4 separate regions of the Mus musculus genome follow, and regions 1, 2 and 4 are each linked to region 3. Evidence: chromatin loops called from intact Hi-C (ENCODE). Cell type or tissue: gastrocnemius. All regions are shown on one strand. Links, peaks and the distances in the headings refer to the core of each region. The heading gives the core; the rest is flanking DNA.

Region 1 (5,200 bases), core at 463-4,462, 140 kb before region 3:
GTAGCACATGCTTGTAACCCCAGGACTTGGGAGACTGAAAGGAGGGTGGTGAGTTTGAAACCAGTCTAAGCTACACAGCATTTTGGTCAAAAAGCAACACAGGAGCAGGGGGGGGGGCACACCCTTAAATCTCAGCACTCCCAAGGCAGAAGCCAGCATATCTCTGTGAGTTTGAAGCCAACCAGGACCACACAGAGCTTGTTCCAGGACAGCCAAGGTGGGCTGTGAATTAAATTTCAATAAGAAAAAAAGCAGGGGAAAATGTTGCTGTTTTCCTCACCTCTAGCTCTCCCTTCTCATATGGCTGGGGAGATGGGTTTGTGGGTAAAGACTACAAAAGAGGGGCTGGAGAGATGGCTCAGCGGTTAAGAGCATTGACTGCTCTTCCAGAGGTCCTGAGTTCAATTCTCAGCAACCACAAGGTGGCTCACAACCATCTGCAATAAGACCTGATGCCCTCTTCTGGTGTGTCTGAAGACAGCTACAGGGTACTCACATAAATAAAATAAATAAGTCATATATGTATATATATATATATATATATATATATATATATATATATATATATATATATATAAAGACTAAAAGAGTAAGGGCTGAGCAGGTGTGACTGCTCTCCTGTAATTCCAGCATTTGGGAAGTAGAGACAAGGACTCTCCTAAGCCAGCAGCTTCAGATGAAGGCCTCTGCCCTAATACATAAGGTAGAGAATGCTTGAGGGATATACCCCAGGTCAGTCTGATATACACATGCACACATACTCATCAGGTGTACCCACACATGCTTTTGAATATGTACATACACTCCACTTACATATACATACGTTGCAGGTTTTGTTGTTGTGGTTCTCCAAACTTTGTTGTACTTATAATTATTGAGAAAACCACCTAGCTTTTATTTATGCTTTATGTTTTAATGCATTTATGGTCAATATCCATATTAAAGATTAAAATAAATGTAAAGCTCTTGTGCCTTTGTTTTGTTTGTTTTTTGTTTGGTTGGTTGGTTTTTCAATTGGTTGGTTTTTCAAGACAGGGTTTCTCTGTGTAGCCCTGGCTGTCCTGGAACTCACTTTGTAGACCAGGCTGGCATCGAACTCAGAAACCCACCTGCCTCTGCTTCCCGAGTGCTGGGATTAATGGCATGCACCACCATGCCCGACTTGTTTGTTTGCTTTCCAAGACAAGGTTTCTCTGTAGCCTTGAATGTCTTGGAACTATCTCTACACACCAGGCTGACCTCGAACTCAGAGATCCACTGGCCTTTGTCTCTGGAGTGCTGGGATTAAAGGTGGGTCGCAACCTACACAGGATGCTAAGGACCCTTTCCCTCCCACATCTCTAAATTGCTAGTGGGCTGTTTTCTGTTATTTACTGATTTGGAGTTATTACACAAGGCCCTAGAATGTATCCCAACTTGTTCCCTGAATGTCCACAGAGTTTGTCATTCACACTTTCCCATGTTTAGGCTGAAATGTAAATAGTTTCCTGCCCTCCAAGTCTCTCTCTCTCTCTCTCTCTCTCTCTCTCTCTCTCTCTCTCTCTCTCTCCCTCTCTCTCTCTCTCTCTCCCTCCCTCCATCCATCCCTCTCTCCCTCTCTCTCCCCCCTTCTCACCCTCCCTCCTCCCTCCCTTCTTCCTTTTTTCCCATCCTCCACTTCAGGGTCTCATGTACTTTGGGTTAGCTTTGAACTCACTCTGACAGAAGACGACTAGGAACTTCGGACCCTCCTTCCTGCCTCTAGCTCCTGGGGTCAGGATCATGGGATAACCTACAGGTGTGCATCATAATAGCTGCTTTTGTGGGGTTCCTGGGACAGAACCTTATGTGCAATGGGTAAGCACTTTACTAAGCTGCAAGCCCAGTCTCCTCCAGAACTTCTTTTATATAAAGACATATATATATAGTCATTTTGAGAAATACCATTTTCTTCCATTTTCTGTGTTTAGCTTACAGTTGGCAGCGAAGAACTGGACATAGCTAGCACCATAGTTTAAAAGATAAGAATACTAGTTTAAAAGATAAGAATACCAGCCTTCCAGTCATTTGAACCAGTTTTTCTGGTCGAGAAAAGAAGAGAAAACAGGAAAAAGCAGGTCCTCAGGACGCTGGCGCTGCAGACTTAAGCCTTTCAGACCCAGACCCTGGCGGGACTCGGGGGTCTGGAGGTGAGAAAGAACTTGACATTTCGTCACCTCTGTTCATCCACGCTAAGGCTGGGATTCTGCCCTGGAAGCTCCCTTGCCCTTCCCAGTTGGCAGCACCTGGTGTGGAGCGGGAGCAGTTAGCCTCAACAAGATAAGGACAGAGGCAAGGGGAGGTCTGGGGGGTGCTCGGGTGAGGACCATGGCGAAGAGCTCTCAGCTCTGGCCTTCTTCTGGTGCCCAGCGGGAACCGAGGTCTTCAGATCTTCAGAAGAGTAACTGTGGATGCTGTGGCTGCTGTGGCTGCTGTGGCTGCTGTGGCTGCTGTGGATGCTGTGGCTGCTGTGGATGCTGTGGATGTGGTCACGGTGGTTCCAGGCTGGGAGCCGCTTTTCCTCTCGCGGCCGGCAGGGGTCACTGTGTGGCCGCGGGTGAACCTGTTAGTAGCCAGATGCTGCATCGGGTTGCTTTTACTGAGTCTTTCTTACCGGGGACCTCACCTCCCAAGATGCCACACTTTTCCTGATCCTGTCAGGCTATCCTCGAAAGGTTAAGGTGCCTGCATCCTTTTGGGAGCACACTTTTCTGTAATTACAAGTAATTACTCTTGGGTCTCATGCTAGGCTGTGGTGGGAAACTGGACCAAGAACATGAAGTGGAATTGGTAGATTTGGGTTAAAGTTTCTGTTGTGCCAACCATCACTTTGCCATCTCGAGAAAGTAACTTTTCATCTCTGGCTCAAGTTTCTCATCTTTTTTATTTGTTTGTTTGTTTGTTTGTTTGTCTGTCTGTCTGTAACAGTGTGTCACTATGTAGCTGTCCTACAGCTCACTATGTAGCTCTGGCTGCCCTGGGGACTCACAAAGATCTGCCTGCCTCTGCCTCCTGAGTACTGGAATTGAAGGCATTCGCCACCCAAATCTGGGGCCAAGTTTCTCTTTAAAAACCAGCTAAGGATAGTAAGAATGGTTATTGTACCATGGGTGAGAATTTACATAGTTCTTGCTATTATCATCTCAAGACTTAAGATGAGACTGGGAAAGCTAAATAAACCAGGACTCTGAACAGGATCCAGGTCTCTCCCCTTCCACCATGCTATCATCCCTTGCAGACACACAGTGAACATGAAAACATGAAAATTGATTTGTTGGGGGCTGGTGAGATGGCTCAGCGGGTAAGAGCACCCGACTGCTCTTCCGAAGGTCCAGAGTTCAAATCCCAGCAACCACATGGTGGCTCACAACCACCTTTAACAAGATCTGACTCCCTCTTCTGGTGTGTCTGAAGACAGCTACAGTGTACTTACATATAATAATAAATAAATTTAAAAAAAAAAAAAAAAAAGAAAATTGATTTGTTTTTGTTTTGTTTTTTTGGGGTGTTTTTCTTTTCTTCTTTTATTGGATATTTTCTTTATTTACATTTCAAATGTTTGTTTGTTTGTTTTGGTTTTTTGAGACAGGGTTTCTCTGTATAGCTCTGGCTGTCCTGGAACTCACTTTGTAGACCAGGCTGGCCAAGAACTCAGAAATCCGCCTGCCTCTGCCTCCCAAGTGCTGGGATTAAAGGCATGCGCCACCACGCCCGGCTTACATTTCAAATGTTATCCCTTTCCCAGTTTCCCCTCCGGAAACTCCCTATCCCATCCCCTCCCCTCAAGATTGACTTTTAAAAGAGTGATTTATATTTATCTCGTGCATTATGGGTATTTTCCTTGCACGCATGTATATGCACTGTTTGCATACACTGCCCTCAGAGGCCAGAAGTGGGTGTCAGAACCCTGGGAACCAGAGTTACAGACAACTGCTAGCCACCAGGGATCTGAACCTGGGTCCTCTAGAAGAGCAACAGGTGCTCTTAAATGTCGCACCCCTCCAGACCCAAGAACTCATTATTTATTCTCTCTGACAGTTTGACCTGAATTCTAGTGGATGTTCCCTTCCTCCCTGTGTGAGGAAGCGGGCAAGACACTTTCCAGTTGCCAGTGGTCTATGACATGAAGCTGCTGCACTAGGATCCAAGCTCCTGAAGAGCGGACACTCCACCGATCTTGTTCACTGTGCACAGCTCTGCACGGCTCCTGATTGGTAATAGTGGTTGTGCAGCAAGAATGAAGAATAAGTTTCTACACTTCCTGCATTTGCTGCAATAGGTTATAAGGGATGGGTGACTCAGTGGCAGAATACTTGTTTAATGTGTGTGAGGCTCTGGATGCCATCCCCAGAATTAGAGGAGGGAGGGAGAGAAAGAAAGGAGGAAGCAGAGGAGAAGAGGAGGAAGGGGAGGAGGAAGAGAAGAGAGGAAATACTAATATGAATATTAGTACTACTAGTAATATATTTGGTATATATTATTAGTAGTAATAATTATAAGTGATATTATTAGTAATATTTCACGCTAACTATTCATTTGCAAAGCAAGTGGCACTAATTGCTGATCTAATGGCCATTGTCTAGTTTAATTAAAAGACTTTATTGTATCTCCCAAAGCTCCCACTACCTTTTCATTGTCCAAATCACATGGATTTAATAAGTCTTTTTTTTTTTATTATTATGTTCACAAGATAAACTGAGTAAACCAGCTTAATGACTCACCCAAGTGGCTGTCTTAGTCGGTTTTACTGCTGTGGACAGACACCATGACCATGGCAAGTCTTATAAAGGACAGCATTTAATTGGGGCTGGCTTACAGATTCAGAGGTTCAGCCCATCATCATCAAGGCAGGCATAGTGCAGGAGGAGCTGAGAGTTCTACTTTTTCATCTGAAGGCTGCTAGGAGAAGACTGGCTTCCAGGCAGCTAGGAGGAGGGTCTTAAAGCCCACACAAACAGTGGCACACCTATTCCTACAAGGCCACACCCTGGGCCAAGCACATACAAATCATCACAGTGGCTTATGGCATTGAGTATAGGATATGGTGGAAGGATGGTTGTGGTAACACTGGAATCTGAGAATGCAGTGGGCAGGTGGTGTCAAACATTCTAAGAATGCTCTCCTGTGGATTACCATCATTATTCTTCTGCCGTCGTCTTTTCCAAAGCTTTTTGGTTGGTTG
Region 2 (5,200 bases), core at 896-4,895, 150 kb before region 3:
TGTCCCAGTTAGCTTTCTGTGGCTGTGATAAAGACCATGACTAAAAGCAGCTTAGGTAGGAAAGGTATATTCGGTTTACAGAGCCAGCTCACAGCCATCATTGAGGGGAGCCAAGGCAGGAACTCAAGCAGGGCAGGAGCCATGAAGTCAGCTTGCTCTCTTATACAAGGATCTTATAATACAAGGACCACCTGTCCAGGAAGGGCATGGCCCACAGAAAGCCGGGCCTTTCCACATCAATCATTAATCAAGAAAATGTCCCACAAAGGTGACCACGGGCCAATCTGAAGGAGGAGGCATTTTCTCGGTCCAAGCTCCCTCTTCCCTGGTGACCCCAGCATGTGTCAAGTTGACATAAACAAACAAATAAACAAACAAACAAACCAGCACAACCTGGCTTGTAGATAAAAGATGAGCTGAGAAGTCTCCTATGCTGGTGTACAACATGGGAGAGTGACAGGCCAGAAAGTTAGCAGTTCCCCAGGCTGATCATCAGCCTCCAAAAGCCTGGAGCCTTGTGCTGAGGTAGGAAACCTGACAAGCCTGCCTCTCACCCTAGCTCAGAGAAAAGATGCAGGGGACAGTGTTTGCTTGGTGCTGTGAGCTTAATTGTAGCCCTCAGAAGTATCCCGAGAAGCCACATCACCAGTGGGATGGGTTGTAGACGTGGGAAGAACTATTTGAGGAAGAAAAGAAAAAGACAGATTGGGTGACAGAGTAACCAGAGTATTGTTACTGTGTATTTTAGTATCATTTGCTGCTCTGACGTGTATCAACTTTTGTTTTTGTTTTTTTGAGACAGTGTTTTTCTGTGTAGCCAGCCCTGGCTGTCCTGGAACTCACTCTGTAAACCAGGCTGGCCTCAAACTCAGATTCACTTGCCTCGCTCTTCCAAAGGATTAAAGGTGTGTGCCACCACCACCTGGCTGGGTCTCAATATTTTTTTTTAAGATTTATTTATAATTACATATAAGTACACTGTAGCTGACTTCAGACACACCAGAAGAGGGTGTCAGGTCTCATTACAGGTAGCTGTGAGCCCACCATATTGTTGCTGGCACTTGAACTCAGGACCTTTGGAAGAGCAGTCAGTGCTCTTACCTGCTGAGCCATCTTGCCAGCCCCTGGGTCTCAATTTTTTAAAGTTATTTTTTATTTTAGAGTTACGAGTATAAATGACAGCGAGCTCATATGAGTGCAGGGGCCTGCAGAGTTCAGAAGGCAGCATTGTAGCCCTTGACTTTGTCTGTTGTGAGCCACCTGATGTGAGTGCTGGGAGCAGAACTTGTCTTTTGTTTTTGTTTTTATTAGTCTTTTTTATTTACTTATTTTACATATGTGAGTTCACTGTTGCTCTTTTCAGACACACCAGAAAAGGGTATTGGATCCCATTACAGATGATTGTGAGCCACCATGTGGTTGCTGGGAATTGAACTCAGGACCTCTGGAAGAGCAGTCAGTGCTCTTAACCGCTGAGCCATCTCTCCAACCCCTTGTTTTATTTTTTGAAGCAGGGTTTCTCTGTGTTGCCTTGATGTCCTGGAATTCACTTTGTAGACCAGGCTGGCCTCAAACTCAGTGATCCACCTGCCTCTGCCCCCCCAGTGCTAGGATTCAAGTCATGCACCACGACTGCCTGTCTTAATAAGCACTCTTAACCACTGACCCATATCTCTCCAGACCCTATATTTCAATATTTAAAATGCTAACAACCCACTATCTTACTTTAGGTTTTTTTTTTAATTATTTTTTTTCCGGTTAATTTGAATTCGGCATTGATTCAAAACTACCACTTTAGAACCCTGGTAGTTTCTTTTTATTTCTTTTACAATAAACCTGGAAAGACCCATTATCATTCCATACTTTAGGCTTTGAAATAAATCTGGTGAATTTACCCCAATTAAAATTTTTTCCCAAGTTTTCAGGAGAAATTTGATTAGTGCTGTCTTAGTCTCTCACCGTGTTGTTTCCTTGACAATAGACCAAAGAATTTATGACTACATAAGTGGAATTCTACCTCTTTCTCTAACAGGCTCTCCCAACAACTGCCTCTCCTCCTCCTCCTCCTCCTCCTCCTCCTCCTCCTCCTCCTCCTCCTCCTCCTCCTCCTCCTCCTCCTTCTCCTCCTCTCAAGTTCTCCTGTTGTTTTGAGAAAATGTCTCATGTACTCCAGACTAGGCTCAAATTCATAGTCAAGGATGCCCTTGAACTTCCGGTTTCTGCGTCTGTTACTCAGAGCTGCGATTACAGGAATGGGGTTTGTGCAGTTCTGGGGATTGAACCCAAGACTTTGTGCCTGCAAAACTTGGCCATATCTTCTTAGCCCAGTTTCTTTTTTTTCTTTTGGTTTTTTCGAGACAGGGTTTCTCTGTGTAGCCCTGGCTGTCCTGGAACTCACTTTGTAGACCAGGCTGGCCTCGAACTCAGAAATCCACCTGCCTCTGCCTCCCGAGTGCTGGGATTAAAGGCATGCTCCACCACGCCCGACCTTAGTCCAGTTTCTTAATTTCTACATGAAATGTGTGTGTGTGTGTGTGTATGGATATAGATGTAGATGTACATGTTTATCTACATCTACATCTACATCTACATCTACATCTACATCTACATCTACAATATACATATACATATACATATACATATACATATACATATACATATACATATACATATACATATACATATACATATACATATACATATACATATACATATATAGATTTCGGTGGAGACCAGAAGGCAGTTTAACTCTAAGCTGGACTAAGATAAGGAAAAAGTTCTGTCAGGAATGTGGATCTTTCAGATGGTTTCCTGTTTGCCGGCGTTACCCTAGACAGACACTAGAGGGTGCTCGGCGCTCAGAAAGCCCTGCCAGCTCGAAGTCAAGGGATTGTTAGAAAACTTGTTTTGGATCCCATGAGCTGCCACGTAGCTGCTGCTTTGGTCCAGAAACAGGACTCTAGGAACAGGAGGTAACAGAATGAGGTTGAACAGGGCAGAAAGGTGTGCTTCAGACTGTCCTACCTTGCTTTCTGCTGGACTTGACCTAGGACCCACCACAGAGACCCAGTCTCACAACAGCCCCAGGAAGCTAATGTTCTTCCCGGTCCTACTGCTTGGGAACTGGAGACATTGTTACTGGCCCCAAATCATTTCATTAGGGAAGACAGGACAGATTTTGGACCCAGATAATGTAGCAACTTCAAAAGATCCTTTTCAGTTTTCATGCTTAAAACAATAACAGCTCACAATATAGCAAGTGAAAGATTCTCTCCTGTATTTATAGCTCGTTAATTCGTTGGAGACATTTAATTGCAATACACATCTAGCACAAAGATTTTAACACAGAGCAGTGGAGGGATTAATACAAGAAACAATTACATACTCATGGTATTGAAAGAAAAGAAAAAAGTTAGTGTTAAGGCCAATATTTTCTAACTGTTTTTTGTCCTTTTCTCTTCTTTCTTTCTTTTTTTAATTTTGAAACAGGGTCTTACTATGTAGCCCTAGTGGTCCTGGAATTTACTATGTAGACCAAGTTGGCCTCAAACTCACAGAGATCTGCCTGCCTCTACCTCTTAAGAACTGGGATGAAAGGTATGTACCACCACACTAGCCTTACCTGCTGCCTTTCTAGAGAAAGGACAAAGTTGGAAAGTTCACACGGCCCATTCCCAAACAATGTCAAGGTAGTGTGGCCCTGGTATCAGGACGGACATGGAGATACACGGAGTAGAACTGAGAGTCTGGGAGTGAATCTAAAGTCTATGGTCAGAGTGTCAAAACCATTCAATGAAGGTTTTTTTGTTTTTGTTTTTGTTTTTTCAAGACAGGGTTTCTCTGTGTAGCCCTGGCTGTCCTGGAACTCACTCTGTAGACTAGGCTGGCCTCGAACTCGAACTCAGAAATCCGACTGCCTCTGCCTCCCGAGTGCTGGGATTAAAGGCGTGTGCCACCACTACCCAGCCTCAATGAAGTTTTGTTTGTTTGTTTTCCCAACAAATGGTGCTGGGGAACTCGACTATTTATATGAGAATGAATTTGGGTTCCATTCTCCTGTCATCTACAAAAGTTAGCTCAAAATGGATCAACATTCCAAATGTAAGGAACAAAACCATGAAACTCTGACAAGAAAGCACAGGCACAAACCTTCAGAGCCTTGAATTAGTCAGCGGGTTCCTCGACATGCGGGCTGTCAAGAACAAGCATGTGACGGAAAGATTTCACCAGGATTTAAAAGGTGTACGTCCAGGCACTTCTACTACAGGGAACCTCCCAGAGACGACCACTCAGACACAGCATAGCCAACTGGAAGCCTTTATCACGGCTGGTTGGGACTCGTTTGAGTATTCAGGATCCAAGAAGCGTAGCACCAAGTGTCCAGAGCAAGGGGTTTTTGAAGGAAATGCCAGATCCTGGGCTCTGGATTGGCAGCTGTCGGGAGGGAGTCATGCACAACCAGGTAGATTGACAGACATTAAGGTACATTTCGCTGGCTTCATGATCTTGGTTCCTAGAAAAGAGCTGGGTAATTTTCCATGGGACTTCTCATCAAGGACGTCAAATTCTAGTCAGGTCTAAAATGGCCTCAGCAAGGATACAAAGTGGAGGAGTCACTGTGTGGCTGTGCCTGTCACCCTTCACTCGGCAGAAGCTGAGAAAGGTGGTGCACTCCACTTCAGAGGCAAGGAGACAATCAGAAAAACATTGCAAGGCCTTGTCTAGAAATCTTACAAAAAACATAAGCATGTCACTCCTAGGCGCCCAGGAGAATGGAAAGCTGCGAATGAAGATGCAGAGATCACTTTCCGGTTAAGAGCACCTGCTGCTCTTCCACAGAAGTTTGGGTCCCAGCACCTGTGTCAGACGGCTTGTAACCCACTCCAATGATAGCTCGGAGGACTCTAATGCCCTCCTCTGTCCTCCAACAGCTTCTGCACATATGGCACACACACCTACACCCCTCCCCACACACAAATAAAAAAATTTAAATAAATCTTTCTAGAAGTTGTATGTGGACATTCATAGCAGCTTTATATATAAATATATAATCTAAAGATGTGAAGAGCCCAAGTGATTAGTGGATAAACAAAATATGACATGTCCAGACAATGGAGTATTACTCTGTTGCAAAAAGGAATGGAGGACCAGGGAGATGGCTCAGTGGATAAAAGTGTCTGCTACCGAGGAAGATGATTTG
Region 3 (5,200 bases), core at 559-4,558:
GACCTTTGGGATAGCATTGAAAATGTAAACGAGGAAAATACCTAATTAAAAATAAATAAATAAATAAAATAAAAATAAAAAATAAAAAATGTAGCAGTGTCTTGACCTTCCCAGCCACTGGTTCTTAGCCAGGTTTGGTTTTGTATGTGTTTCCAGAAAGGTTTACAGGAATTGCAGACTGGCTTTGTACGCACTCTGTAGCCAAGAATAACCTTGAACTAACCCCTATTGGCTCTGGATAACAGGATACACAGTGTGCCACTCTGCCCAGTTTCTGTGTGACTACTGTTTCTTTTCTTTTGTGCTCTTTTCTTGGAGGAAGGGCAGGGTCTATACTGAGGTCCTCTTGCTTCTGTGCCACCATCACCCCAGTACTAAGATTGCAAGTGTGCACCTCACACCAGCCTCTAGCATGCGTCTTATAAGCATCCAGTAAATGCAACTGGGCAGGCCACTTAGAAAGAGGGTGTTGGGGGCTGGAGAGATGGCTCAGTGGTTGGGAGCACTGGCTGTTCCTCTAGAGGACCAGGGTTCGATTCCCAGCACCCACATGGCAGCTCACAACTGTCTATAACTCTGGATCCAGGGGACGTGCATACTATGCATAAAATAAACCTTTAAAAAAAGAAAGAAAGAGGATATTATGCTGAGCTGGGAGCTCTGGCTTTGAAGTCAGATAGCCCTGAATCCTGACTCCCATTTCTTCATTTACTTAGTCTGTCTGCACTTAAGTGTCCTTCTCTGGAAGGAGAAGCCATATTGATTCTGAGGGTTACCAAGAAGACAAAGCAAAAAATAATACCGGCAAAGGGTTTGACACAAGGGCAGATCCACAGTGGCCATCTTAGGACCCTCATGGGAATGCCAGTCATTTCTCATGTAAAGTAGAGGTGGTGATGCCCAGTGGGTGCTGAAAGGCTTGAAGGACAGGCCATGTATTTTTCTCTCCCCTATTCAGTCTGATTCTGCTCTTTTTAAGTGTGTGTGTGTGTGTGTGTGTGTGTGTGTGTGTGGTGAACCCAGATCTTGCCAATTGGCTACTCTAGCAAGCTGATTTGATCCAGGGATCCCCATCTGTACTTTTTTGTTTTGTTTTGTTTTGTTTTTCGAGACAGGGTTTCTCTGTGTAGCCCTGGCTGTCCTGGAGCTCACTCTGTAGACCAGGCTGGCCTCGAACTCAGAAATTCACCTGCCTCTGCCTCCCGAGTGCTGGGATTAAAGGCATGCGCCACCACGCCCGGCTTCCATCTGTACTTCTAAGCACTAGGATTAGAGGTGGACTCCAGAATCCATCTGGCATTTCCATGGATGCAGGAATCCAGAGTCCAGTCCTTGTGCTTTTATGGGAAGCGTGGTACCCACTGAGCCGACTCCAGGGACTCTTCACCTGATGTTTTGAGAAACGTTTTCTCACTGAGACCAACCAGTTCACTGATCAGCTGGGTTTCTCTGTGTAGCCCTGGCTGGCCTGGAACTCACTTTGTAGACCAGGCTGGCCTGGAACTCAGAAATCCACCTACCTCTGCCTCCCAAGTGCTGGGATTAAAGGCGTGGGCCACCACCGCCCAGCGGCTTGACACTTCTAAATAAGTAAGACACACTCACATCCCATGTGCAATGTAGCTTAAACACAAGCTTCACACACATTGAATTTTAGCTGACTGGATAATGTAGTAGAGTTATTTGTTTAATCTTTGTTTAATTCTATAATGTGACTTTTTTCCCTCTCTTTCTTTCTTTCTTTCTTTCTTTCTTTCTTTCTTTCTTTTCATTTTTTAAAAAAAGATTTATTTATTTATTATATGTAAGTACATTGTAGCTGTCTTCAGACACACCAGAAGAGGGAGTCAGATCTCGTTACGAATGGTTGTGAGCCACCATGTGGTTACTGGGATTTGAACTCTGGACCTTCAGAAGAGCAGTCGGGTGCTCTAACCCACTGAGCCATCTCACCAGCCCCTTTCTTTTTATTTTGAAATCAATAACTTTTTCCAGGTTTCAATCATGGTCCCCAAACCTAAAACTATGAAGTCAAGGAGTAGGTCTTGCCATTGCTAAGGTAGCTGGGTTAGATTCTATTCCCAGAATTTGCTAACCCCCAAACCCAAGTGGACTGTACCCACCCCACTGACGTGTCCATTCATCTGCCCACCCATCCACCCACCAATTCATGCAACCATCCATCCATCCAGAGGGACTATAGTAGGAAAGGCAAGCACGGTATGAGGCTGCCCTCTAGAGGTTGCTCCAGGAAGGTACAAGTGGGGAAGTTGAGATCCTCCTGCATGCCTCGGTTACTTGTTTTGTATTTGTTTGTTTTTAAGATTTATTTATTTTATGTAAGTACACTGTCAACATCTTCACATCAGACACACCAGAAGAGGGCATCAGATCCCATTACACATGGTTGTGAGCCACCATGTGGTTGCTGGGAACTGTACTCAGGACCTCTGCAAGAGCTGTCAGTGCACATGAGGTCTAAGACACTTAAATAGGCACTTCGGTACAGTTCATTGCTATGGCTGCTGGGCTGCACCAGGGAAAACCAAATGTCTCAGGTATCCGGAGTAGGCATCTCAGGGCTATTAGCGCTCAATCTAGGCCTCAAAGGGTGTCTGTGACATTTCCAGGCTGCAGAGAAAAGCTATTCTGGGTGAGAGGAACACCTCTACAGAATGTCAGACTTGCAAGGGCCTGTGAGGATAGACATACCTAGTAGTTCACAGCAAGACACACCTAGCAGGGAAGGGAGGGCCATGTAATGAGGAAATCCACCCAACAGAACTTCTGTTGTGCCCAAGGATAAAGTCAGAGTGCTGATTACAAAGCGGCAGGATCTTAATCCTTAGAGTGAGGGCATGAATTTGTTCATTCAGTTGGTATTTGCTGAGTGAGCATCTCGCCTGTGCCAGAGGCTATTTTAAGCACGCTGTGTACAACAGGCAACAAACCTACCCTTGAGCAGCTTAAAAAGTAAGCATGCTCAAAAGAACAAATGGCAAACACTACATGGAATCGTATTTGTTTGTTGTATAGATGGCCATGCTAGAAGCTGCAGGCAGCTCTCTGAGTGAAAGAATAATGCAGACCAGAAGGAGGGACCATTGTTGAATGAAAAATAAAAGAAAGAAAAAGGAAAGGGGGGCTGGTGAGATGGCTCAGCGGTTAAGAGCACCGACTGCTCTTCCAAAGGTTCTGAGTTCAAATCCCAGCAACCACATGGTAGCTCACAACCATCTGTAACGAAATCTGATGCTCTCTTCTGGAGTGTCTGAAGACAGCTACAGTGTACTTACATATAATAAATAAATAAATATTTTTTAAAAAAGAAAAAGGAAAGGAATGGACATGACTGCTCCTAGAAGTGATGGAGGAGTTTATAGATACATGGGAGAGCATAGCTAGAGGCAGGCACATCTGGGAGAGTCCAGACTCTCATGATGCTAAACCATGTGAAAAGAGGAGGAGGGAGGGAGCAAAACCAAGTACAACAGCCAGAAGTACAAAAGGAGCAAAAGAAGGTAGACAACCAAAATGTCTGGATTGTGTAGGGAAGAGCCTGTGGGGGAGGGGCTCTTCCCTGGGCTAGTAAGTTCAGAGGGCAGAGTATGTCAGCCCTACCCTCTAACAGGTAAGCACTGAGGGATGCTGGGAGAACCTGGAGGCCCAGGTCCACATTGATCTATTAAACAGGTGCCTCCACCACTTGTCCTGGGTTGGAATCTGAACAGTCACCATGCCTATGGCTCTTTGCTGAGTGCTGAATGGGGTTAATTAAAAAACAAATGGGGGCTGGAGAGATGGCTCAGCGGTTAAGAGCACTGACTGCTCTTCCAGAGGTTCTGAGTTCAATTCCCAGCAACCACATGGCGGCTCACAACCATCTGTAATGAGATCCAATGCCCTCTTCCGGTGTGTCTGAGGACAGCTACAGTGTACTTATGTATAATAAATAAATAAATAAATAAATAAATAAATAAATAAATAAAATCTTTAACAAACAAAAAAAAAAAACCAGAAAGAGGCTCAGTAGCTCTCTGGCTGCTTTTCCAGAGGACCCTGTTTGACTCCCAGCAATCACCTGGCAGCTCTAACCACTGTTGCTCAAGTCCCAGGGTCCCAGGGAACCCAATGCTCTTTCATGGCCTCCTCAGACACCAGACATGCATGTAATGCATACACTTTATGTAGGCAAAACTTCCCATACACATACTGTAATAAAAATACACATAAAGTCTGTTGAAGTGGTACAGGCCTTTAATCCCATAGTTTAGGAGGCAGAGACAGGTGGATCTCTGAAAATCGAGACAAGTCTGCTCTACAAGTTCCAGGACAGCCAGGGTTACGCAGAGAAACCTTATCTAAAAAAAAAAAAAAGTTATACATAAAAACAAGTTACACACACACACACACACACACACACACACAGAGTGTGTTAGTTGATGTCTACACCACACCTATACCTGATTCCCTCAGAGGCCAGAAGAGGGCATCAGATACCCTGCAATTGGAATTTCAGATCTAGTGAGCCACAGTGTGGGTGCTGGATCCTCTGGAAGAGCAGTCACTGCTCTTAACCATGGAGCCATCTCTCCAGCTCCTTCTGTAGGCTTAGATTTTTCAAAACCTACTTTAATTATGGCTCTTTAATGCTTTGACCTCCCTTCTAGCCCACCACCCACCAGAGGTAGGGGAAAGAAGGTTAATAGCAAATGGAGGTTTAGAAATTATTGTTTTCTTTTTCTTTTTCCAGAGCTGAGGACTGAACCCAGGGCCTTGTGCTTGCTAGGCAAGCACTCTACCACTGAACTAAACCCCCAACCCCTAGAAATTATTCTTTAAGGTGATTCCAATCTTCCTTGCTAGCAGTCCAGTCCACTAGCAAAACACCAACCATGAATCAACAGTGGCAGCTTGATCGGGAAGAAACTTCAAGGCTCCACCAATAGGCACGAGTCCACAGAAGCAGCAAGAAGCAGCTGGAACCCAACCAGAGGTTGTTTGGTGCATTTCTCTCTATGAAGTCACGACAAGCAAAGATCAGGGAAGAGAGAGAGCAAGGTGAACCGATGCAAGAGCATTGCCAGTGGAGACCAGCCTTAGTGAAGCCCAACCAAGACCAGCAAAGAGTTGCAGGGCAAACCAATGCAAGAGCACTGTCCACTGTGTTGGGTTATATATATATATATATATATATATA
Region 4 (4,000 bases), core at 1-4,000, 220 kb after region 3:
GTGGCAGGAACAGCTGAGTGCTGCATCTTTTTTGTTTGTTTGTTTTTTGTTTTTATTTGTTTGTTTTTCAGGACAGGGTTTTTTGTATAGCCCTGGCTGTCCTGGAACTCACTTTGTAGACCAAGCTGGACTCTAACTCAGAAATCTGCCTGCCTCTGCCTCCCGAGTGCTGGTATTAAAGGCGAGCGCCACCACACCCGGCATGAGTGCTGCATCTTAAAAGCAAGAGGCAGAGAGCACACTGGGGAGGGTGAGGAGCTGTTTTTTTTTGTTTGTTTGTTTTTGTTTTTCGAGACAGGGTTTCTCTTTATAGCCCTGACTGTCCTGGAACTCACTCTGTAGACTAGGCTGGCCTCGAACTCAGAAATCTGCCTGCCTCTGACTTCCGAGGGTGTGGAGCTTTTGAAGCCTCAAAGCCTGGCACAGTGACACACTTCCTGCAGCTAGGCTACACCTCCTAATCCTTCCCAAACAGTTCCACCGACTGCAGACCAAGAATTCAAATATATGAGCCCTGGGAGGCTGTTCCCATCCAAACTGCCACACAGGGTCAAGGTGAAGGCCGTGGGATGAGTCAGAGACAAACTTTTTTTTAAAAGACTTTATTTATTATTATAGTAAGTACACTGTAGCTATCTTCAGACACACCAGAAGAGGGAGTCAGATCTTGTTACGGATGGTTGTGAGCCACCATGTGGTTGCTGGGATTTGAACCCTGGACCTTCGGAAGAACAGTCGGGTGCTCTTACCCACTGAGCCATCTCACCAGCCCCCAGAGAGACAAACTTTTTGTTTGTCTCTTTTGATACAAGATCTCTCACTACTGCACCCTGACCAGCCTAGAATTTGCTCTGTAGCTTCAAACTCAGACAGCAGAGAGCTGGAACCAAAGACATGTGCCACCAAACTGAGCTACAATAAACATTTTAAAACCACTTAAACAGTGATGGTACCTAGTTGATGATGGATAAAATCCTCAGCCAAGGAGTTGTACTCCAATAAGAGAAAAAAACCCAGATCCAAAGCCTGGAAAACTCCCTCAGATGTCAGAGGGTAGAGGACCAGGAGTGAGTGACAGACAGATGTCAGTAGCAACTGCAGCAGGGAGCAAGGCAAAGTGCCATGTTGTGGCATAACTGTTGTGCCAGCTATTTGGGGGGTGGCAGTGTGTGTGGCAGGAGACAGAAGGATCTTTTCAGCTCTGGAGTTCAAGGCTGCTCTGGGCAACATAGTGAGACCTCAGAGACCTTGTTGAAAGAGGAGGAGGAGGAAGAAGAGGAAGAGAAAGAGAAGAAGGAGGAGGAGAAATAATAATCTCTCTCTCTCTCTCTCTCTCTCTCTCTCTCTCTCTCTCTCTCTCTCTCTCTCTCTCTCTCTCCCTCTCCCTCTCTCTCTATGACAAGAGTTTCTCTGTGTAGCCCTGACTGTTTTGGAACTCACTCTTAGACCAGGCTGGCCTAGAACTCACAGAGATCTGACTGCCTCTGCCTCCCGACTACTGGGATAAAAGGTATGCGCCACCACTGCTCGGCTCTAGAAGAAGTCTCAATGAACAATGTTCCCTAAAGAGAAAGAGATGTTTGCAGGAATGAATCCTTTAAATCCATGAGTCTTTAGGTCTTGAGGGGAAACGTGGGGGAAGGGCGTAGCTGTATCTATTACCTTTACAACCAGCCTTATCCTGTCCTAGCTCGCTCTGCCCCCTGCTGGCCATCCTGAGTACTTGCCTTTCCTGTGAATGGATTTTTCTCCATCCGTGGCATTTAGAATCTTTCAGGGTTTAGAGGATGGGAGACTAAGGAGTTACAGTCAGGTGGGAATAACGTTTTATTGGGTAGGATAAAGGGCTTCTAGAGATGGATAGGGATGGCTGACAGCTGTACAACAATATGTGTGTGCTTCTAATGTCATGTCTAGGTCATCCTGAAAGCTTCTCTGGGGACACTGAACACCCTTGCTGATGTGCCAGATGATGAGGTTCAGGGCAGAGGCCAGAGGCAGCTGACCATTTCCACCAGACATCGGAAGGTCCTGAATTTCATCCTTCAGCATGTGACGTACACCAGCACAGAGTACTATCTCCACAAGGTGGACACAGGTCTGTCTTCTGATCACAAACTGCTGGAAAAGAGCATCACTCCCTCTCAAAACCTTCCCCCAGGACGCTTCCTGTGTGCGCCCTCTCAAAACCTTCCCCCAGGACGCTTCCTGTGTGCGCCCTCTCAAAACCTTCCCCCAGGATGCTTCCTGTGTGCGCCCTCTCAAAACCTTCCCCCAGCATGCTTCCTGTGTGCCAGTTTCTGAGCCTCGACAATTACCTGCCTATTTACTGCACCCAATAGAGTCCCCCACTGCCACTGACCCCAGAGCGACTTGAGAAAGATCCCTGACACTGCTCACCTTGCACACATGAACACAAAGCCAGTGTCCTGCCACTGTGGCCAATACCCAAGACAGCATAGAAAAAGAAAGGCTCTGGCTCACAGCCTTGGAGGCTCCATTCCGTGGTGACTCGGCCCTTGTGGCGAGGCAGCATAGTATGGTAAAGCTTCCTACTTTACAGCTAGGAAGCGGCTGATCCTACTGTCACCTTAAAGGCATTCCCAAAGGGACCTGAACACCTCCCATCATATCCTAGTTTCTAAGGGATCCACCTCCTAGTGTCACAACAGTGGCTTATGCCTACACTATACCGACCTTTAGGGACACTGATCCAAACCACAGTACCATCCCATTCTGTCTGTTACTGATGGAGTTTTGTTTTGCTTGATACAGGCTCGTAGATAGCCCAGGCTAGCTTCAGACTCTGAACTTGTGTGTCTCCAGTTTCTACCCCCTATGCACTGGGATAACAGTCAAATGAACCTCTAAGTACAGTTTATGTGGTGCTGGGAATCAAATCCAGGCCCTTCTGTGTGGTAGACAACCACGCTGCCAAGCCAGTTACATACCTAGTCTTATTGTTTCTTGAGATGCTCTCGCGTAAGCCAGGATTTTCCAAACTCTCTTACATGTTTGTGGCTGGCTTGCCTTGAGCTCCAGATTCCCCCTTTCTTCTCTCAAGCTTTGGGGTTACAGGTGTGTACACCCCGCACTCTGTTATTTTTTTGTTTGTTTATAAGTTCATCCATTTGTTGAGGCAGGATCTTGTATGTGTCTCAGGCTGGCCTCAAATTCTCAATTCCTATGCCTCAGGCTCCATAATGTCGAAATCACAGCCATACATCACTATGTTTGGCTGGCCTTATCCAGTCCTGTTAGCTGTTCTCTGCAGCTATTTATTTCACTTATTTTATTAGTGGGGGGGGGGCATGAACATTTCACAGTAGTCATATGGAAGTCAGAAGTCACCTTGGAGGGGTTTGTTCTCTCCTACCACATGAATCCCAGGGATCAAACTCAGGCCATTGGGTTTAGCAGCAAGCCCCTTTACCTGCTGAGCCACTTTGACGACCCCTCTGGAACTTTTAAAGCTGCTTCAGCTTCTGTTGAGGTGGCGACTCTTGCCTAACCAGTGTGTGCATCAATATCTCGTGAGCATTCCTGCAGAGAGAGAATGTGGCCAGTTTCAAGGATATGAACTTGTCTTTCCAACCCCCCCACACCCATTACAGAAACTCCTGGGAGGACAAATCTTACCACCCTCACTTTTTGTCTTTTCCTTTGTGAGTTGCTCCACGGCACAGCAACGGGGGGGGGGGGGGAAGAAATGTAATATGCACAAATGAAAGTTCAGCTTGGCTGGTAGAGTACTTGCCTAGCAATGCACAGAGCCATGGGTTCGAGACCCAGCATCATATGAAATTGGGCATGGGAGTGCTATGCCTAAGACCCTAGCACTTGGGAGGTGGAATCAGAGGCTAGCGGTCCTAGGTTATCCTTCATAGCTATAGTAAGCATCCTCTCCACCTTCAGATTTTAAGGCATTTCCCTTCAGAAAATGAGCCTGTGTTCTAAGGTACAGTGGGTACTACTGTCCTGGTCTTGTCATTGGAGTCAT

What was found. Peaks named below come from ENCODE experiments on the same cell type or tissue, not always from the same donor. Only the 100,000 strongest peaks of a DNase experiment are listed, where the experiment ranks them.
Region 1: a loop joins it to region 3, with 8 times the contacts of the local background. A loop is called at or near these places in 27 of 42 quality-filtered maps.
Region 2: it touches region 3 in a loop (4-fold over the local background); 27 of 42 quality-filtered maps call a loop at or near these places.
Region 4: it touches region 3 in a loop (6-fold over the local background); 7 of 42 quality-filtered maps call a loop at or near these places.

Annotation. Positions count from the first base shown.
Region 1 is chr11:96,232,466-96,237,665 of GRCm38, reverse strand. No RefSeq gene overlaps it. Among named protein-coding and RNA genes, the nearest start is that of Gm53, 17 kb to the left of the region's middle. In gastrocnemius, for the core only: a CTCF peak has its summit at 2,547 (motif pointing right); a DNase peak (open chromatin) is centred at 2,547.
Region 2 is chr11:96,238,071-96,243,270 of GRCm38, reverse strand. No RefSeq gene overlaps it. Among named protein-coding and RNA genes, the nearest start is that of Gm53, 11 kb to the left of the region's middle. In gastrocnemius, for the core only: a CTCF peak has its summit at 2,848 (motif pointing right); a DNase peak (open chromatin) is centred at 2,852.
Region 3 is chr11:96,090,568-96,095,767 of GRCm38, reverse strand. No RefSeq gene overlaps it. Among named protein-coding and RNA genes, the nearest start is that of Gm22423, 9.3 kb to the right of the region's middle. In gastrocnemius, for the core only: CTCF peaks have their summits at 2,255 (motif pointing left) and 4,490 (motif pointing right); a DNase peak (open chromatin) is centred at 2,218; H3K4me3 peaks cover 460 bases; H3K27ac peaks cover 1,594 bases.
Region 4 is chr11:95,874,196-95,878,195 of GRCm38, reverse strand. It overlaps B4galnt2 (beta-1,4-N-acetyl-galactosaminyl transferase 2), which reads left to right. Exons shown (of 11, transcript NM_008081.3): 6 at 1,918-2,098. Among named protein-coding and RNA genes, the nearest start is that of n-TQttg6, 17 kb to the right of the region's middle. In gastrocnemius, for the core only: a CTCF peak has its summit at 1,710 (motif pointing left); a DNase peak (open chromatin) is centred at 1,691.